Regions from separate parts of the Homo sapiens genome. Here region 2 is linked to region 1. A link is an interaction called in ENCODE POLR2A ChIA-PET data of the cell type or tissue named here. Cell type or tissue: GM12878. All regions are shown on one strand. Links, peaks and the distances in the headings refer to the core of each region. The heading gives the core; the rest is flanking DNA. Region 1 overlaps GRB2 (growth factor receptor bound protein 2). Region 2 overlaps KCTD2 (potassium channel tetramerization domain containing 2).

The links. Peaks named below come from ENCODE experiments on the same cell type or tissue, not always from the same donor. Only the 100,000 strongest peaks of a DNase experiment are listed, where the experiment ranks them.
Region 2: POLR2A ChIA-PET joins it to region 1 with 5 read pairs; 3 of 35 experiments call an interaction of 5 or more read pairs at or near these places.

The regions. Positions count from the first base shown.
Region 1 is chr17:75,312,593-75,323,071 of GRCh38, reverse strand. It overlaps GRB2 (growth factor receptor bound protein 2), which reads left to right. Exons shown (of 6, transcript NM_002086.5): 5 at 1,245-1,413; 6 at 2,519-4,996. The coding sequence ends at 2,704. Among named protein-coding and RNA genes, the nearest start is that of SLC25A19, 28 kb to the right of the region's middle. RefSeq lists enhancers at 2,070-3,269, 3,180-3,319, 6,328-6,577, 6,928-7,077. In GM12878, for the core only: no CTCF peak of the experiment used is centred there; DNase peaks (open chromatin) are centred at 2,983 and 9,001; H3K4me3 peaks cover 1,988 bases; H3K27ac peaks cover 6,628 bases.
Region 2 is chr17:75,058,012-75,068,490 of GRCh38, reverse strand. It overlaps KCTD2 (potassium channel tetramerization domain containing 2), which reads right to left. Exons shown (of 6, transcript NM_015353.3): 4 at 8,886-8,981; 5 at 6,246-6,371; 6 at 2,605-5,473. The coding sequence ends at 5,444. Among named protein-coding and RNA genes, the nearest start is that of KCTD2, 16 kb to the right of the region's middle. RefSeq lists an enhancer at 590-659. In GM12878, for the core only: a CTCF peak has its summit at 8,329 (motif pointing left); a DNase peak (open chromatin) is centred at 2,559; H3K27ac peaks cover 1,064 bases.

The sequences.
Region 1 (10,479 bases), core at 1,638-9,637:
TCTCGGCTCACTGCAAGCTCCTCCTCCCGGGTTCACACCATTCTCCTGCCTCAGCCTCCCGAGTAGCTGTGACTACAGGCATCTGCCACCACACCTGGCTAATTTTTTGTATTTTTAGTAGAGACGGGGTTTCACTGTGTTAGCCATGGTGGTCTCGATATCCTGACCTTATGATCCGCCCACCTCGGCCTCCCAAAGTGCTGGGATTACAGGCATGAGCCACCGCATCCGGCCGAGAATGCCGAGAGTGCCCGGCCAGGTGAACAGGACAGGCAGAAGCGCCCTCGCTAGGCTGGTGTTTTAGCCAAATATCCTGTGACAGACCCTGTGAGCTAGTACCAGCCAGCCACGCTGTTGCCGGTTTTGCTTGCCAGTATAAAAGGGTGTGATCTAGTGATGGAGAAGCTTTTGGGTTTTGAAGTCTGGGCCTCTTTTATTGTCCCAGTACGTCCTTTTGTTCAGAGACCTTTTCCCCATGAGTGGAGCTAAAATTCCTGAATGGAAAACATTACTTTGAACTATTCCCAGTTACGAGAGAATTGTTGAAAGTATTTCCAGCCCTCCTCACCTTCTTCCTGCATATAAGATTTTAATTATTTTTTTATTCAAAGGATGTTAAGTCACACTCCTTTGTCTTAAGTACGGCTGTTTTTATTTGGTAGGGTTCAGGGCACATGGACTCTTTTTTTTTTTTTTTTTGAGACAGAGTTTCACTCTTGTTACCCAGGTTGGAGTGCAATGGCGCGATCTCAGCTCACCACAACCTCGGCCTCCCAGGTTCAAGTGATTCTCCTGCCTCAGCCTCCCGAGTAGCTGGGATTACAGGCATGCACCATCATGCCCAGCTACTTTTGTATTTTTAGTAGAGATGGGATTTCTCCATGTTGGCCAGGCTGGTCTCGAACTCCCGACCTCAGGTGATCTGCCCACCACGGCCTCCAAAGTGTTGGGATTACAGGTGTGAGCCACCGCACCCGGCCTGGACTCTTTATCTTACAAACATCTTCAGAATGAGAATGACTGATGGCCTGTCCCTCTCTGGTTTCTGGATGTTGTCCTGGTGCCCATCATTCATAGGGAGAGGTCCGTCCCAGGGACACCCAGTGAGGAAACTTGTTGCTCTGCAGTCCCTGAGGAGTGCTGCTGGGACAGTGGTTCTCTCGAGATAGCTCCTATATGGAAATACCCTCGATTTGCCAAGTTAGAGCCTTTAGCCGGTCACATGTGCTTTCTGTCCCTCCCAGGTTTGGAAACGATGTGCAGCACTTCAAGGTGCTCCGAGATGGAGCCGGGAAGTACTTCCTCTGGGTGGTGAAGTTCAATTCTTTGAATGAGCTGGTGGATTATCACAGATCTACATCTGTCTCCAGAAACCAGCAGATATTCCTGCGGGACATAGAACAGGTGCCACAGGTAAGCCTCATCAGGGTGAGATGGGATCATTTTTAGTTAAGAATAGCTCCTCAGTGTGCATTCCTGTAGGAAAGGGGAGGCGCCCCTCAACATGCGGGCGCCCTTCAGGGATTGCCGCTGGGGCTTCTGTGCTCCTTACTGAAAATGTTACCCTCCATTCACACTAAAGAGTTCTTTTTTCTGGCCCAGCATAGTAGCTCACACCTATAATCCCAGCACTTTGGGAGGCCGAGGCAGGCAGATCTCTTGAGGTCAGGTGTTTGAGACTAGCCTGGCCAACATGGTGAAACCCTGTCGCTACTAAAAATACAAAAATTAGCTGGATGTGGTGGCGCACACCTGCAGTCCCAGCTACTCGGGAAGCTGAGATGGAAAAATTGCTTGAACCCAGGAGGTGGAGATTGTAGTGAGCTGAGATTGCACCACTGCACTCCAACCTGGGCGACAGAGGGAGACTTCATTTCAAAAAAAAAAAAAAAAAAAAAAAAAGATTTGTTGTTTCAAATACAAGGTTTTTGCTTTTCCAGAGGCAGTGTGTAGCCAGCTTGCCAGCCTCTCTAGGGAGATGGTCTTTAACACACCCACCCAAAGATCCTGTCCCTGGAAGCAAATTATGAGGAAAACTATGCTTGTGAGGGAATGGGGTCGGCACCCGTTCCTGTCCCTCGAGCCCTGGTCGTAAGTTACGGTTAGAGCCCCTTATGTTATTCGAGCTCCAGAACTTTAGGCTTTAATACCTTAAGGGTGTCGTAGAAGGGATTTGCGATTCTGGGCCCACGGCCTAAACACAGATGGCTGTTTCTGAAGAACTTTCTCCTCCAAGCACTGCCTGCCCTCTACTTGATAATACGGCACAGTTGGCCACCCTCCTCTGGGAGACATACTCTAATATTTTCTGAGCACTGGGAAATATCACACTAAACCCGCTTGGCCTGTAAACTTAGAATAGGTAAGAATAAACGGGGGGTTGGGAGATGGGAGGTGAGTTTAAGAAACATGGAGAATTTGGCACGCATTCGTTTCCCCCTGGAACCCATCTGGCCTCGGAGGTGGCCAGTCACAGACCAGGAATGCAATGTGGGTTTTTCCTGCTCCTGTTTTGCAGCAGCCGACATACGTCCAGGCCCTCTTTGACTTTGATCCCCAGGAGGATGGAGAGCTGGGCTTCCGCCGGGGAGATTTTATCCATGTCATGGATAACTCAGACCCCAACTGGTGGAAAGGAGCTTGCCACGGGCAGACCGGCATGTTTCCCCGCAATTATGTCACCCCCGTGAACCGGAACGTCTAAGAGTCAAGAAGCAATTATTTAAAGAAAGTGAAAAATGTAAAACACATACAAAAGAATTAAACCCACAAGCTGCCTCTGACAGCAGCCTGTGAGGGAGTGCAGAACACCTGGCCGGGTCACCCTGTGACCCTCTCACTTTGGTTGGAACTTTAGGGGGTGGGAGGGGGCGTTGGATTTAAAAATGCCAAAACTTACCTATAAATTAAGAAGAGTTTTTATTACAAATTTTCACTGCTGCTCCTCTTTCCCCTCCTTTGTCTTTTTTTTCATCCTTTTTTCTCTTCTGTCCATCAGTGCATGACGTTTAAGGCCACGTATAGTCCTAGCTGACGCCAATAATAAAAAACAAGAAACCAAGTGGGCTGGTATTCTCTCTATGCAAAATGTCTGTTTTAGTTGGAATGACTGAAAGAAGAACAGCTGTTCCTGTGTTCTTCGTATATACACACAAAAAGGAGCGGGCAGGGCCGCTCGATGCCTTTGCTGTTTAGCTTCCTCCAGAGGAGGGGACTTGTAGGAATCTGCCTTCCAGCCCAGACCCCCAGTGTATTTTGTCCAAGTTCACAGTAGAGTAGGGTAGAAGGAAAGCATGTCTCTGCTTCCATGGCTTCCTGAGAAAGCCCACCTGGGCTGGGCGCGGTGGCTCACGCCTGTAATCCCAGCACTTTGGGAGGCCAAGGTGGGCGGATCACAAGGTCAGGAGTTCGAGACCAACCTAGCCAACATGGTGAAACCCCGTCTCTACTAAAAATAAGAAATTAGCCGGGTGTGGCACGCACCTGTAGTCCCAGCTACTTGGGAGCCTGAGGCAGGAGAATCGCTTGAACCTGGGAAGTGGAGGTTGAGTGAGCCGGGACCGTGCCATTGTACTCCAGCCTGGGTGACAGAGCGAGATTCCGTCTCAAAAAAAAAAAAAAAAAGCCCACCTGAAAGCCTGTCTCTTTCCACTTTGTTGGCCCTTCCAGTGGGATTATCGAGCATGTTGTTTTTTCATAGTGCCTTTTTCCTTATTTCAAGGGTTGCTTCTGAGTGGTGTTTTTTTTTTTTTTTTAATTTGTTTTGTTTTAAAATAAGTTAAAGGCAGTCCAGAGCTTTTCAGCCAATTTGTCTCCTACTCTGTGTAAATATTTTTCCCTCCGGGCAGGGGAGCCAGGGTAGAGCAAAGGAGACAAAGCAGGAGTGGAAGGTGAGGCGTTCTCCTGCTTGTACTAAGCCAGGAGGCTTTAAGCTCCAGCTTTAAGGGTTGTGAGCCCCTTGGGGGTTCAGGGAACTGCTTGCCCAGGGTGCAGTGTGAGTGTGATGGGCCACCGGGGCAAGAGGGAAGGTGACCGCCCAGCTCTCCCACATCCCACTGGATCTGGCTTACAGGGGGGTCGGAAGCCTGTCCTCACCGTCTCGGGGGTTGTGGCCCCCGCCCCCTCCCTATATGCACCCCTGGAACCAGCAAGTCCCAGACAAGGAGAGCGGAGGAGGAAGTCATGGGAACGCAGCCTCCAGTTGTAGCAGGTTTCACTATTCCTATGCTGGGGTACACAGTGAGAGTACTCACTTTTCACTTGTCTTGCTCTTAGATTGGGCCATGGCTTTCATCCTGTGTCCCCTGACCTGTCCAGGTGAGTGTGAGGGCAGCACTGGGAAGCTGGAGTGCTGCTTGTGCCTCCCTTCCCAGTGGGCTGTGTTGACTGCTGCTCCCCACCCCTACCGATGGTCCCAGGAAGCAGGGAGAGTTGGGGAAGGCAAGATTGGAAAGACAGGAAGACCAAGGCCTCGGCAGAACTCTCTGTCTTCTCTCCACTTCTGGTCCCCTGTGGTGATGTGCCTGTAATCTTTTTCTCCACCCAAACCCCTTCCCACGACAAAAACAAGACTGCCTCCCTCTCTTCCGGGAGCTGGTGACAGCCTTGGGCCTTTCAGTCCCAAAGCGGCCGATGGGAGTCTCCCTCCGACTCCAGATATGAACAGGGCCCAGGCCTGGAGCGTTTGCTGTGCCAGGAGGCGGCAGCTCTTCTGGGCAGAGCCTGTCCCCGCCTTCCCTCACTCTTCCTCATCCTGCTTCTCTTTTCCTCGCAGATGATAAAAGGAATCTGGCATTCTACACCTGGACCATTTGATTGTTTTATTTTGGAATTGGTGTATATCATGAAGCCTTGCTGAACTAAGTTTTGTGTGTATATATTTAAAAAAAAAATCAGTGTTTAAATAAAGACCTATGTACTTAATCCTTTAACTCTGCGGATAGCATTTGGTAGGTAGTGATTAACTGTGAATAATAAATACACAATGAATTCTTCACTTGGTATCTTTTTTTCCCCTTGCCTGCCTTAAAAATTTAAAAACCGCATCGGGGAGTCAGGAATCTTGGGTCCTTATTTCAGACGTGATCACCCAGCTTACATCCCCCTAGGGGAGCATGTGGGGCTCACAGGCCTTCCTGGGAGCGATGCCTGCAGTTGGCTGTCAGGAACTCCTGGGGAGCCTGTTAACAATACAGAATCGCAAACCCCGCCCCACATCCTCGGACATTGCCTTTGAGGACACAGACACGCCCGCTGTTTCTGATGTAGAGAAACCACTGACCACGCTTTGGGAACTCTGGTCTAGACCAAGGGCTTTGGGAAGATAAAGAGCTTGGCTTATTTGGTTCTCCTGTTTTCTGTGTTAAACAAGAAGAAGGACAGAAACACCTGTGAAGAAACGGTTTTAATATGCTGAGTAACTGAAATATACTTGTTTGCTCAATAGGCTGCTTTTAGGGTGAGACTAGGCATATTTACACACACGTTGGCTACAGAGGCAAAGAAGACTGAACAAAAAAGAAATGAGGTCTGGCCATGGTAGCTCATGCCTGTAATCCCAGCACTTTGAGAGGCCAAGGTGGGGGATCACTTGAGCCCAGGAGTTTTGAGGCCAGTCTGGGCAGCATAGGGAGACTCCCTGCCTCTCTACAAAAAGCAAATTAGCCAGATGCAGTGGCGCACGCCTGTAGTGAGGATTACTTGGGAGGCTGAGGTGGATCACTTGAGCCCAGGAGGTCAAGACTACAGTGAGCTGTGGTTGCACCACTGCACTCCAGCCTGGGCAACAGGGTGAGACCTTGTCTCGAAAAAGTAATAAAAAGGGGACAGGCAGGGTGGCTCACACCTGTAATCCCAGCACTTTGGGAGACTGAAGCGGGTGAATCACAAGGTCAGGAGTTCAAGACCAGCCTGGCCAACATGGTGAAACCCCATCTCTACTAAAAATACAAAAATTAGCCAGCTGTGGTGGCAGGTGTCTGTAGTCCCAGCTACTCGGGAGGCTGAGGCAGGAGAATCGCTTGAACCCGGGAGGTGGAGGTTACAGTGAGCCGAGATTGCACCACTGCACTCCAGCCTGGGTGACAGAGCTAGGTTCCCTCTCAAAAAAATAAAATAAAATAAAAAATAAAGGTAATAAGGGCCAGGCTCAGTGGCTTACGCCTGTAATCCTAACACTTTGAGAGGCTGAGGCGGGTGGATTGCTTGAGCTCAAGAATGCCACACCAGCCTGGGCAACATAGTGAAACCCATCTCTACCAAAAATTAGCTGAGTGTGGTGATGCACACCTGTGGTCCCAGCTACTCAGGAGGCTGAAGTGGAGGTTGCAGTGAGCTGTCATGCCACTATACTCCAGCCTGAGAGACAGACCTCTCTCAAAAAAAAAAAAAAAATACCCAAGAAATCTCGACTTGAATTCTTCTTGGTGTAGCCACACTGAGCAGGGGAGGCTTGTGGGTTGTTTTGTTTTGTGACAGGGTCTTTATCTGCCACCCAGGCTGGAGTGCTACGGTGCAATCATAGCTCACTGCAGACTCAATCCCCTGGGCTCAAGTGATCACCTCAGCCTCCCAAGTAGCTGGGACTGTAGGCATACACTACTGCACCCAAGTAGCTGGGACTACAGGCATACGCTACTGCACCCAAGTAGCTGGGACTACAGGCATACGCTACTGCACCTGGCTAATTTCATTTTTTTTTGTACAGTGGGGTCTGTGTTTCCCAGGCTGGTCTCAGACTCCTGGGCTCAAGAGATCCCCCCACCCTTGGCCTTTCAAAGTGCTGGAAATCCAGGCGTGAGCTGTGCCTGGCCTGGGACGTTTTTGACCTTCCCCTGCAGCAGTCATGTGTGGGAAGGATCTTGACCCAGCAAGAGTCAAGACTGCTAGTCCTGTGGTCCACTTGGGCTGGCCTCCTTGAAGCTGAGCAGAAGTTTACAAAATGGAGCTATGTAATTGAAAAGGCCGGGCGTGGTGACTCATTTAGCCTCATTTGAGGCTTTTTGCTCAATTTGTCCCCTCCCTCGCGTTTGACTGACTGTTTCAGAATTAATGGGAAAATCACTCCTTTTCTGTGATCAGCAGTTTGGTCACAGATTTCTTAGTGATGGTATCTCCCTCCTCAGGGATCCGGGATTCCTGGGAAGACATCTGGGCGGGGTGCCTTGGGAAGCCTCCCAGCATCTTACAGGAGCCCTGTGGCCGGCGTGCAGCCGGGAGTCGCTCAGTGTGTCAGGGGAAAAGCTGGAGGTAGGCGCATGGCCTCGCTCTTCAGGGCACGCCCCCCCCACCCCTCCCTGACACGCTTCCCTCCACCCAGTGAGCTGGGAGCCCCTGACAGGCTCACCTTCAGACTTGAGTGTGGAGGAGATGGTGACCCACAGCGCGGGGCTGCTTAGGTGGCCTCTGAGCCAAAGGCCATGATGGCGCAGGCTGCCTGCCTTCCCTGGGCACTAGTTCCACCTGACTGTTCATGGGGTGGGTGACCTTCAGCCCAAAACGTTCGCTTTATGGAAGTTCCTGGATAACTGGAAAAAATGACAGTGGACCTGTTTTATGCGTCTTGGAAATACTTTTTTTTTCTTTTTTTTTTTTTTGAGACAGAGTCTCCGTCTGTCCCCTAGGCTGGAATGCAGTGGCACGATCTTGGCTCACTGCAACCTCCACCTCCCGGGTTCAAGTGATTCTCCTGCCTCACCCTCCTAAGTAGCTGGGATAACCAGCTCCTGCCACCACGCCCAGCTAATTTTTGTACCTGGGGTCAGGAGTTCAAGACCAGCCTGGCCAACGTGGTGAAACCCTGTCTCTACTAAAAATACAAAAATTAGGTGGGCGTGGTGGCGGGCACCTGTAATCACAGCTACTCGGCAGGCTGAGTCAGGAGAATCGCTTGAACCCGGGAGGCAGAGGTTGCAGTGAGCCGAGATCGCGCCATCACACTCCAGCCTGGGCGACAGAGTGAGACTCCGTCTCAAAAAAAAAAGAGTACAATTCTGTGTGCCAACAGCACTGATAGATCAATATTACATGTTAGTGATATTGATTAAGCCACTTACTGCTTAGTGCATTCCAAACACTACTTTTAAAACTAACACTAAAAGCCATACTATACCCCGTCCAAAAAAGAAATCACTAAGACGTATTTTAAGTCTCAACTCTGGCCCACCCAAGAGCAACACTGGTCTTAGGTCTCCAAGGACAGCCTTCTTTTTTTCTTTTTTCTTTTTTTTTTTTCAGTTGGAGTCTGGCTCTGTTGCTGGAGTACAGTGGCGCCATCTCAGCTCATTGCAACCTCCGCTTCCTGGGTGCAAGCGATTCTGCTGCCTCAGCTTCCCGAATAGCTCGGACTACAGGCGCCCGCCACCACACCCAGCTAATTTTTGTATTTTTAGTAGAGATGGGGTTTCACCATGTTGGCCACGATGGTCTTGATCTCCTGACCTCGTGATCTGCCCACCTTGGCCTCTAAAGTGCTGGGATTACAGGCGTGAGCCACCAGGCCCTGCCCCAGCCTTTTTTTTTTTTAACATTCCTGGATTCGGGTTGAGAAAGCACAGCTATTGCAGCCATTCTCTGAGTGTGAGTCGTGGCGTCAGCAGTGTTGGCCTCCAAAATAGCAGCTGCCAGGTCCTGAGGGCTCGCCTCGTGCTGCAGGCCTGTGCAAGGGCCCGAGCCTGGGGTGAAAGGGTGGATGTTTGCCTCCTGCTGTAACCCCACCCCTCATCCTGCGCTGTGCTAGGGAAGCAAGGGGCGAGGGTGTACCCTTTTTCATTTACTCTGTTACACATGTGTTGCCCACACCTGTAGGGATTGATGGTGAACGTCATTCCTGGGGCGTGTGGAATTGGAGGCAATTATCTCCCCTCTAACTGGAGGCTGAGGAGGGCCCCCGTGTCTTCTCACACCATCAACCACCGCTTTCCATTCCTGCACGGTGGCATTGCTGCCCTGAGTCACCCTGAAACTGGAAACTGCCCCACTGGAGCCTTCTGTCCTTGACACAGACGCACTCTTCAGTCCTGATCCTTGTATTATGCAAGCCCTTGCATGAGAGAGACTCAAAGAGGAAATGTAGACAGCACAGGCTCAAAGGGAGGCTTGGAGGCAGATGGGACTTGCCCTGGGGATTGGGTGAAATGAGTTTGGACAGTTACTAATAGGACAGTAGACACCCAGAGCAGGTGGTCTAGTAGAGGCGTGGCGGTGTTAGCGAGCACCTGCCTGGACATGGCTTGAGGGAGCCTGAGTAGCCTCCTGCAACGAGGAAGAAAGAGCCCAGGTGGGGTTTGTGGGGGACTCGAATGCAGGCTGAGCGATGCCCATTCTGCCTGTTGACACAGGAGGCTTCTGTAGCTTTTTTTTTTTTTTTTTTTTTTAAACAGAGTCTCACTCACCCAGGCTGGAGTGCCGTGGCACGATCTCAGCTCACTGCAACCTCTGCCTCTTGGGCTCAAGCAATTCTCCTTCCTCAGCCTCTCCAGTAGCTGGGATTACAGGTGTGCACCACCATGCCCAGCTAATTTTTGTATTTTTAGTAGAGATGGGGTTTTGCCATGTTGGCCAGGCTGATCTCAAACTCCCGACCTCAGGTGATCCACCCGCCCCAGCCTCCCAAAGTGCTGGGATTACAGGTGTGAGCCACCATGCCTGGCTGCTTCTGTAGCTCTTATAGATCAGCGGTACGATGAAAGATAAGTTTTAGGAACATCTGACTTGCAGTGGTGCGGAGACCAGAATCCGGATAGCCTGGAAGAGGCTAGGGTCGTGTTAGCTGAGTGAAGTCAGGCTCTGCAGCAGAGTGTGCGCAGTGCTCACCTGGCTCTCTCCCGACCAGTTGTCTGGACCATGTGCCCAACCTCCCTGCAGTTCCAAGCAGCCATGTGCTCCAGTCCTGACGTGTGTGGTGTGTTTGGGGCCTTGTGGCCTCCCCACTTTGTTGCTTCTCTTGCCTGTGGGTGGATGCAGGAGAGCCAGCAGAAGACCCAGAGCACCTGCTAGATTTGGAACATGTCTGGGGCGGGGCACAGTGGCTCATGCCTGTAATCCCAGCACTTTGGGAGGATCACTTTAGCCCAAGAGATTGAGAACAGTCTGGCAATATAGTGAGACCCTGTCTCTACAAAAAATTAGACAGACTCAGTGGTGTGCTCCTGTAGTCCCAGCTACTCAAAGAGGCTGAGGCAGGAGGATTGCCTGAGTCTGGAAGGTCGAGGCTACAGTGAGCCATGATTCTGCCACTGCACTCCAGCCTGGGCAGCAGAGACCGAGACCTCGTCTCAAAAAAATGAAACAAATATCAGCTGTGTTGCATCACTGACGGGGGGAGGAGGGTTGTCTGTTACAGCAGCCACACTGCCTATCCAGGGACAATGCTGGGGATAGGACCTGGGGAGAAACTTGAGAGGCCCAGCAAAAAATAGGAGGTTTTGGCCGGGCACGGTGGCTCACGCCTGTAATCCCAGCACTTTGGGAGGCCGAGGC
Region 2 (10,479 bases), core at 1,043-9,042, 250 kb after region 1:
GACAGGGTTTCACCGTGTTAGCCAGGATGGTCTCCATCTCCTGACCTCGTGATCCACCCGCCTTGGCCTCCCAAAGTGCTGGGATTACAGGCGTGAGCCACCGCGCCCAGCCTAATTCTTTGTATTTTTAGTAGAGACGGGGTTTCATCATGTTGGCCAGGCTGGTCTCAAACTCCTGACCTCAAGTGATCCACCTGCCTTGGCCTCCCAAAGTGCTGGGATTATAGGCATGAGCCACCACACCCAGCATTTTTCACCATCCTATGCAAGTTCAAGTATGTGCAGAAGCATGTACATGTGAGGGGAACCAAACAGGTGGACTGAGCCAGTCACCACATTGTTGTCTCTCAGCCCCAAACCCACCCTCTGAACTCTGCTCCGAGCCACATTTTCCCCCTCCTAGCTCAACCTGGTAGGACAGGCTGAGGGAGACTGCAAGACGAGAGAAAAAAAGGAGGGACGATGTATTTCCTGTTGTGAGCCAAACCACAGAACACTGCTGTGTGCTGGCATAGCTGATTCCAGGAGTGGTGCTGGTTTCTTGGTGGTTTCTCTACCCTCTGAGAGGCAGCAGCTGCCACTGGCCAGCACGTCCTTCTCCATTGGTCCCCTCCTCTTGAATCTCCATTTTATTTTGAGACACAATCTCTGTCACCCAGGTTGGAGTGCAGTGGTGTGATCTCAGCCCACTGCAACCTCCACCTCCCGGGTTCAAGCAATTCTCGTGCCTCAGCCACCCAAGTAGCTGGGATTACAAGCATGTGCCACCATGCCCGGCTAATTTTTGTATTTTTAGTAGAAACAGGGTTTCACCATGTTGGCCAGGCTGGTCTCAAACATCTGACTTCAAGTGATCTGCCTGCCTCGGCCTCCCAAAGTGCTGGGATTACAGGTGTGAGCCACCACACTTGGCCTTATTTTATTTTTAGATTTAATTTTACATAGAGACAGAGTCTCACCACGATGCCCAGGCTGATCTCACACTCCTGGGCTCAAGCAATCCTCCCAGCTTGGGCCTCCCAAAGTGCAGGTGAATCTTTTTTTTTTTTTTTTTTTTTTGAGACTGAGTCTCGCTCTGTCACCAGGTTGGAGTGCAGTGGCGTGATCTCTGCTCATTGCAACCTCTGCCTCCCGGGTTCAAGCCATTCTCCTGCCTCAGCCTCCCGAGTAGAGTAGCTGGGATTACAGGCACCTGCCACCATGCCCAGCTAATTTTTATATTTTTAGTAGAGACGGGGTTTCACCATGTTGGCCAGGATAGTCTAGATCTCCTGACCTCGTGATCCGCTCGCCTCGGCGTCCCAAAGTGCTGGGATTACAGGCGTGAGCCACTGCGCCCAGCCCTTTTATTTTTTTGAGGCGGAGTTTTGCTCTTGTTGCCCAGGCTGGAGTGCAATGGCGTGCTCTCGGCTCACCACAACCTCCACCTCTCAGGTTCAAGTGATTCTCCTGCCTCAGCCTCCCGAGTAGCTGGTCCGGCTAATTTTGTATTTTTTAGTAGAGATGGGGTTTCTCCACGTTAGTCAGGCTGGTTTCGAACTCCTGACCTCAGGTGATCCGCCTGCCTTGGCCTCCCAAAGAGCTGAGATTACAGGTGTGAGCCACCGCGCCCGGCCAAATCTCCACTTTAATAATCCCAATGTCTTCCCACTGTTCTCAGGTCCCAGGAGTGAGGACTGCACCCTGCAATCCCTACATTGTGATGCCTCAGTGTCCACTCCTGCCCTTTCCTTTCTCCACTACCAGTTAACAACTGCTGTGGTCTCAATTGGACCCTGACGGATGCACCCACGCATCCTGTTCACTAAGCTGTATGAGTCCATTTTGTCTCCCTACCTGAAAGTGCTGTCTGGAAGGGACTAACACCTTCTGAGTTTCCCATGCCCCGCCTGATGCTGAAGTGATCAATACTTGTTTGTTGGTTGTCACCAAACGTTCCTCACTCATCCTCTTCCTTGTACCTAGTCACTCACTCTCTTCCAGAAAGACTTGTCCCTTAAAAACCATCTCACGGCCGGGGATGGTGGCTCATGCCTGTAACCCCAGCACTTTGGGGGGCTGAGGCGGGAGGATCACCTGAGGTCGGAGTTCGAGACCAGCCTGGCCAACACAGCAAAATACTGTCTCTACTAAAAATACAAAAATTAGCCAGGCGCGCAGGCAGGCGCCTGTAATCCCAGCTACTCAGGAAGCCGAGGGAGAATTGCTTGAACATGGGAGGCAGAGGTTGCAGTGAGCCGAGATTGCACCACTACACTCTAGCCTGGGTGACAGAGCGAGACTCCATCTCGGGGAAAAAAAAAAAAAAAAAAAATCTCACACTCCTCCCCTTGTCTCTTTCCAGCTCTCTGGTGGGCAGCCCATCCGTCCCACCTTCTGTTTCTCTGCATTCTCTGGGTCTTTTCAGATTCAGTAAAATGAAAGGGAGGAGGGAGAAGGCCCAACACCCCCTTTGGTGGTTTCAGTAGCAGGAGAAAAGGACTTAGTCAGCTGTCCTGGTAGGAAAGGTAGTTAAGTCATCTCCTGAAACCCATGTGAGAACCATCGACAGGAAGTGACAGTGGGAACCAGGAGACTGCAGTAATGGAAAACACACCACAGTTCTTGAGATTCAGAAGTTTCATATCTTTATTCACACAAAAAAAGTCACAGCATTTCAGACTATTCAAACACACAAACAGGAACAGAGGGTGCCCACCAGTGACAGCCTCGTCCCTAAGTCTGGATCAAAGGCCACGCTGGAGGGTGGGGTGTCCTCTCGGGCCTCCTCTCTCAGCATCCCGTGGCTCCCTGCTCCCAGCCTCACTGACATCCCCAAGAGCAGTTACAACTGTGCAGAAACAAAGTCACTTTAGAGGAGGCTGGGCCCCACCTCATTGCCATGGAAAAAGGCCAGATTCTGAGGAAAAGACAGAATCAGTGCTACTGTGTCATCAGTTGGGGGATGCTGGGCACTCCTGGGCCTGGCTGGCATCACCTGCGTCCCAGACCTGGGGCAGAGAAAAAGGCAGGACCCTCCCCACTTGGCAGTACTGGGCAGCAGAGAGTGTGGGTCACTGGTCACGTGACAGCCCCAAACTGCCACGCAGACCTCTCTGATGTGATCAGCCAGACACTCAGAGGGCACAACGCTTTCAAGCAAGAACACCAGCCTGGTTCCTAAAGGGGGTGGGTGAACAACGCTCCCAGAAATCTTAAGAACCCAGAGTCCTGGAGCGCTGGAACAATACAGGTGTCATTGGGTTGCAGCGAGGAGGGAAACTTGGTGAACACCAGCCCTCCGAGAGGGCGGAAATACCACTCCTGTCTATTTCCCAGAGCACGTGCCTGTGCCTTGGGGCTCAAGAGCAGTCTTTTCATGGCGGCAACTATGGAATCTAAGAGGAATGAAGGAAACGGCGCCCTCAGGAGGTGCTCAACATTGGTGTCTGACCCCCAGGCCTCCTTGCTGAACCTGGTGAGAAAGCTGGGGTTGGTCTAGGAGCTCCAGCCCACGCTGATCAGGCATGCCCCAGGAAAGCAGACAGGGACAAGCGCCTCAACGAGACTGGGCACAAGGCCGCAAACCAAGCTGCTTTTCCTCTGTCAGTCTGATGTTACTCATTGGACCTGGCCAAGGAGCGCCTCTTCCAAAGTCCTCCATCCTACCCGGCTCAGAGCAGTCCTTCCCGTGATCACTACTTTCCTTGGCTACATCTAACTTTTTTTTTCTCTGAAAGATACGACTGGATGGATGCCTGTGACTCTTGAAGGGGTGGCTGCTTTTACTGAGGACGGCAGTTCATCTAACACTTTACAGCTGTAAAATGTGGCGCATAGGTGTGTAGACGTTGATGTGTCAGCAGAAACCCCTGTATACCGGGTTCTATGCTATGCTACAGATACAGAGAAACAAGGAGACTGAGGGTCCTAGGGAAAAGTTATGCCATCTGGGCATGGTCAGGTCAGAAGCTCAAAAGACATTTGGCACAGTCTGCAGTCATTTCCAGAAACTACTACCCAGACGTACCTTGGCAAGCAGGTGAGCTGTGGAGCACACAGGACATCACTTCTGAAGGTGCCCAGGAGCACCTGGCTCGAGGAGGCTTTCATAGAAGGAGAAGTCCCCAGAGCCCCTTCCCTTTCTCTGTGCCATCTGCCATACTACTGAAAGTTATTCGGGGCAGACAGGGTCCCCTGGCTCTACCGCATTCCATGACTGCTCAGCGAGACCCACATGCTCGGAGAGAAAGTGTGGACACAAACTCTGTGGATGCAGCCCGAAAGAGGGTGCTGCCGCATCCGGATCCTCGCCAGCATGGCACTCCAGAAAAGAAAGTAATGGCGGGGGTCAGGGGGGTGGTCAGAGACACAGGGGGTCCCCAGACTGCCTAGCACATACATACATACCACTGGGGACAGTACAGAGGGGAGCAGGTCCGCCAAGGTTAGAAACCAAGAGACACAAATATTGCACATTCAGTCAAGGCATTTCCAAGAGAGTCACAGAAATAACTCTCTCTGAGACACAACATAACACATTTGGCAACTTTCAAAGAAACAGCCTTCCCCACTCCAAGCCATCAAAGGGTCCATAAGTGCCTTCATCTTTGGTCCAGTTGAAAAAGCCAGGGAAGGAAGACAGGGTCAATGGGGAGTAAGAAGAGGCTGCAGGTGCAGTTCCTACAGCTCCCACTTGTCTGACTCAGTGCAGGATGCCGCCTGTCTCAAACCTCTTCTTGGAGGGAAAACAAGCTCTCCAGAGGGTCCCGGCTGCTGGAGAAAGGTGAGGCAAAGCTGCATGTGGTGGCAGCCGGGAGCCCCAAATCCAGAGCAATGATCACCAACCTCCAACCACAACAAAGGACACCCCATCCTCCCTTTCCTTGGAGGCTCTATTCATGGGAATGCGGGGTACTCTGGCAACTCTATGCTTTACCTAAAACCTCAATTCGACAAACTGCAGCTAGAACCCTTTGCATCTGCTGCACGTCTTGGAGGGTGCATAGGAGGGACGGTGTTCCGAAGCAGCTGCTAACGTCCATTGTGGCACACATAGGGTGAAACCATGGCACGGCACGGGAACAATCCTCTTGGCTCCAGCGTCCTTAAAGTACAGGCCATTTCCAAGGAGCTAGGCCTTCCGCCCTCATCCCCCAGATCCCCGAAAGGCTCCGACTGGGAACCCAGCCCAGCTGCTGTTGTAAAGATCTGTTCTAATACTGGCTAAGCAAATGAAAGCAGGTTTCTGAAAAGGTATTCTGCAGCCAGAAGTCGCACTGTCTTCGGAGTCCTGCAGGTGGGGAGGGAGTTCCTTTAGTTTTGACCAGAACACTTCTTCACAGGGGGCCAGGATCAGCTGTGCTTTGCAGTGGCTCGGTCACTGGACAGGAGTGAGGTTTCACTTCACAGAGGGGCTCTGCTGACTGCTCTCCTGAAGGTCTGGAGTTTTCGGGGTCTTAGTTTACATCCGCGATCCTCTCTCCTGAAGAATCTGAAAGTTGGAGATGGGGGAGAGGCTGAGGCTGCTGAGGGAAAGACAGAGATGTCGGGGGATGCTTTCCACTGGACCCGATGAGTGGCATGATGGTCCTGTCATCCCAGGAAGCAAGCAGGGGTGCAGCCGCAGCCTCACCCGCAGTGCTTCTGGTGCGAAACACTCTCTTGCTGGGCACAGCTGGGTCTAAAGCTTATATGCTGTTGGACCAAAGCTTTGCCAACTGAAAGGAAGTGGTTCCAGCTTACCTGGTATCCACGATTTAGAAGCTGTGTGTGTGTGTGTGTGTGTGTGTGTGTGTGTGTGTGTGTGTGTTGGGGGTGAGGGGGGTGCACAGTGGAGGGAAAAGAAACAGTTTTCCAGGAACTTAAGGGAGGTAAAGGTCACCAAGGTAAGAAAACACCCTTTTCTCCTGAGGCAGTGAAAAAAGCACAGTTTTAAAGAATAAATCAAAATACCTTCCAAGTCTGAGTTCAGAAATCCTACCCTGTAGTAATTAGTGGCAACCAGCTTTTCTTTTTCATTGATTTGGCAGAGGATGGAGAAAGTCTACCCTTTTTAGGTTCATATTTTCTAACTAAAAACACCTGTCAGTGCTCCGTAAATCCCAATTAAATTACAACAGTCAAAAATAACAAAACGAGGGGAAAATGCAACGCTGGCTCTAGAAGGCCAGGGAAGAAGTGAGGAGCAAGAGTTCAGGAAAAGCCCACGGAGGGGGTGCGAACAAGCAAGCCAGAGGCAACTGCCCAGGGAAGGGGCTCCTTACCTTCGCCTTTTCGCTCGGCTCTATGACGATGCCATTGGTAGAATTATTTAGTTCTCTGGAGACAACACAGAGGAATTCTGCCTGATCCTCATTGCCGTAGTTATAGGAAGATCCGATGCTGATGAGCTGATGAACCAAGAATACAGTGAACATTCATGTGGCAATCTTAACATACTTTCGAAAGTGCTACACAAATCACCCCTCTTCCGACTGAACTTTTAAGTTATCAAAGGTTTAACTCTTTATATGAGTTCTCTGTGACTACCAAAGCCCCCGGGGAGAAATGGGCCTGTTCTTCATCAGGGCATCATTGGTGAGGCCTCCCCAGGAGGAAGAGTATGAGCTCCACTGTCCCCTCACCCAAGCTCTGAAGTCCCCCCCCGTCAGCGGCAGGATTAACATGCCCACGCCCCGTCGAGCACAGCAAGGGAAGACAGAACGCATCTGCCAACAAAATGGACATTTGCCTCAGTCACACACACAGCTGGCTCCTCTATCAGCAGAAGCCCTAGACTGGGGACAGGAGGCTCTGGAAAGCACCGAGCCAATCACTGATCAGCTACTGGAAGTCATATGCTGCTGGTACTTTTTATTTCCAGACAGGGTCTAGCTCTGTCACCCAAGCTGGAGTGCAGTGGTGCAATCACAGCTCACTGTAGCCTCCACCTCCTGGTCTCAAGTGATCCTCCCACGTCAGCCTCCTGAGTAGCTGGGACTACAGGGACTACAGCCACCATGCCTGGCTAATTCTTTTATTTTTGATAGAGAAGGGGGGTCTCGCTATGTTGCCCAGGCTGGTCTCCGAACTCCAGGACTCAAGCAATCCTCCCACCGTGGCCTCCCAAAGTGCCGAGATTACAGGTGTGAACCACCGTGCCCAGCATGCTGGTACTTTTAACCTTTTTGGATAATAGAATTCAGAATTTAATTCTAAAGAGGAAATACACACGCAGGGGAGCAGCTCAGGCAGAGGGTGAGGGCATCCCAGTGAGCAGGCGAGGCCTCACATGGGCGGCATGGCTGACTGTGGTAGGATGGGGCTGGGGGCGCCTCCGCCTGTCTGAAACAAACTTCCTCATCCAGAAGGGAGGCAATAGGAACACCCTCCGTCTTCCCACGGGACAGTAATAAGATGAGAAATTAACAAGAAATTATTCATTTTAGTTTCACAAAGAATACATTAAAAAAATCCTTTGCTTAAGAGCTCATATTAGGAAAAATACTTCTGGAGTGGAGGGCATTAAACTCTTGGCGACGTTTTACAACCCATGCCCAGTAAGAACCAGGATGACAGACACAGGCAGAGTGGATTCCGTGGTGGAAGCTAAGTGTGAGAAATAATCACCGCTGGCTCTGAAGGCAGAGACAGCTTTGCACTTGATCTGTGAGATAACAGCATTAATGCAAAGTGTGAGTTTTCTTTTAGAAGGTAAGCATCTGGTGAGACAGCTGTTGACCTGTTAAAACTCTACACATAAGTAGGCATAATCCGTATAAAATCATATTTACTCAGGCGGTTGATCCCAGGGTGGCGAGTGGCGGCGACCGAGACCCTGAGTGCAGCCTGACCCGCCCTCGCACGCGCGCCCTCCCTGGCCGGGCCCACTCGCCACGCGCCCAGCCATGAACCTGGCGAGCCAGAGCGGGGAGGCCGGCGCCGGCCAGCTGCTCTTTGCCAACTTCAACCAGGACAACACAGAAGTGAAAAGGGCATCAAGAGCAGCTGGTCTTGGCTGTCGCGCTGTTGTCTGGTTAGTTCCAACCCTGGTTTCTGAAAGTATCACCTTGGAAGGCTTATGTTAGAGGACTTTTTTGGCTTTTTGAAATTGAAGTGAACCAGTTAATAAGTGGCAGAGGATCACTTGAATGTGAAATAGAAATATCAAGGACTACATTTTTCCAGTGGACACCACAGCTTGTGGGAAGTTAGTGATGTAGCAATGTCTGTTTTAAATGCCATGTCTAAAAGGGATGGAATGAAGAAAGGGATTTGACTTTCCAAAAAAAAAAAAAATTGTATTTACTCTATTCGCTCTGGCCTTCCTATGTTTTGAAGGCAACAGAATTTAACAAGTCTGCCATCTAATGGAGGAGAACAGTGAAGCTCCAACTGTCATAGCTTTGTTTTGATAGCTCAGTCGTAAGCACGAGGCGGAGAGAAGTAGGGGAAACGGCCGCACCACACTTCCCATGGCGCCTGATCCTTCCTAGCACAGCTGTTCACCAAGCTCTTCACGGTGGATTACATAAGACATTCAGAACCAAAAAGTTCTGACCCTGGGAAAAGAAATGGAAGGATTGTTGTCGAATCCCAGTCTCCTTTAGGGACTCATTCTACGATCCCTGTGAGGGAACAAAAACCAAAGGCTTTGAGGCACTTCAAGCCTAAACTGCTCGTTGGCTCCCCTGGAAAGTCTGCGTGTGAAGCTAAGACATGATGCTCCTCTGTTTCCCCAACTCCTCACGCACCACTAGGCCAGCAGTGCCCACCAAATGGCTCTTTGCCCATGTTTTGGAATAGGATCCCACCTGGCCGTAGCCGTCTCCCGTGGTTATTAATTGGCCATCCACACTGATTGTTTGAAGAGCTGCAGACCCCTTGAACGGGGCCTGGGATTGCTGCTCTGTTAAGAGATGTACCTGTTCGAATTTCCAGCCGTCGGACATCGTGGACACCATCTGCGTGAGCTCTTCTTCCTGACACTGCAGGACTCTGTACACGTGCTTCACGGGGCCCTGCAATGACCAGGCGCAGACTGAGAACAGCACCAAGGACACCACAGTTTGCAGCTGCCCCAAGGAGGCTCTTCAAATGAATAAACACTGAAAAGGAGTTTGCTTGGAAATCTTTTCTTGGCAGCCACCCACTATCCCCTTTTACAAATAGTACTGTGGCGTTTCTTTTTTTCCCTTCTCTTTAAAAAATGTTTTTCTTTTTAAGTGACCACAAGCCAGCATACTGTGGCTTTTCAATAAAAACATATCCAAAGAGTGAAAGAATAAAAAAGGTAAAATAATTCTGAACTTCAGAGGGATGAATGCTTGAGCAACTATGCCAACAAACTTAGATTTAATCCATTTCCCCAAGTCAAAAATAAGGTAAAATTATTATTATTTATTATTATTATAATTTTATTTATTTATTTTTGAGACGGAGTCTCGCTCTGTCGCCCAGGCTGGAGTGCAATGGTGCAATCTTGGCTCACTGCAGGCTCTGCCTCCCAGGTTCACGCCATTCTCCTGCCTCAGCCTCCCAAGTAGCTGGGACTACAGGCACCCGCCACCACGCCCGGCTAATTTTTTGTATTTTTTAGTAGAGACGGGGTTTCACTGTGTTAGCCAGGATGGTCTCGATCTCCTGACCTCGTGATCCACCCGCCTCGGCCTCCCAAAGTGCTGGGATTACAGGCATGAGCCACCGCGCCCGGCCTATTTATTATTATTTTTTAAGACACAGTCTCACTCTGTCGCCCAGGCTGGAGTACAGTGGCGCGATCTCAGCTCACTGCAACTCCGCCTCCCCGGTTCAAGCGATTCTCCCGCCTCAGCCTCCCGAATAGCTGGGATTACAGGCGCCTGCCGCTAAGCCTGGCTAATTTTTGTATTTTTAGTAGAGAAGGGGATTCACCATGTTGGCCAGGCTTGGTCTTGAACTCCTGACCTCATGATCCACCTGCCCTGGTCTCCCAAAGTGCTGGGATTACAGGCATGAGCCACCGCACCCAGCCTTATTATTATTTTTGAGATGGAGTCTCGCTCTGTTGCCCAGTCTGGAGTGCAGTGGGGTGATCTTGGCTCACTGCAACCTCCACCTCCCTGGTTCAAGCGATTCTCCTGCCTCAGCCTCCCGAGTAGCTGGGATTACAGGCATGTGCCACTACGCCCAGCTAATTTTTTATTTTTTTTTCCTTTTTTTTTTTTGAGAGAGTCTCGCTCTGTCGCCCAGGCTGGAGTGCAATGGCACCATCTCAGCTCACTGCAATCTCCGCCTCCCGAGTTCAAGCGATTCTCCTGCTTCAGCAGCCTCTTGAATAGCTGGGATTACAGCCGCCCACCACCACGCTTGGCTAAGTTTTGTATTTTTAGTAGAGACGAAGTCTCACCATGTTGGCCAGGCTGGTCTCAAACTCCTGACCTCAGGTGATCCGCCCGCCTTGGGCCCCCAAAGTGCTGGGATTACAGGCATGAGCCACTGTGCCCAGCCAATTTTTTTGGATTTTTAGTGGAGACGGGA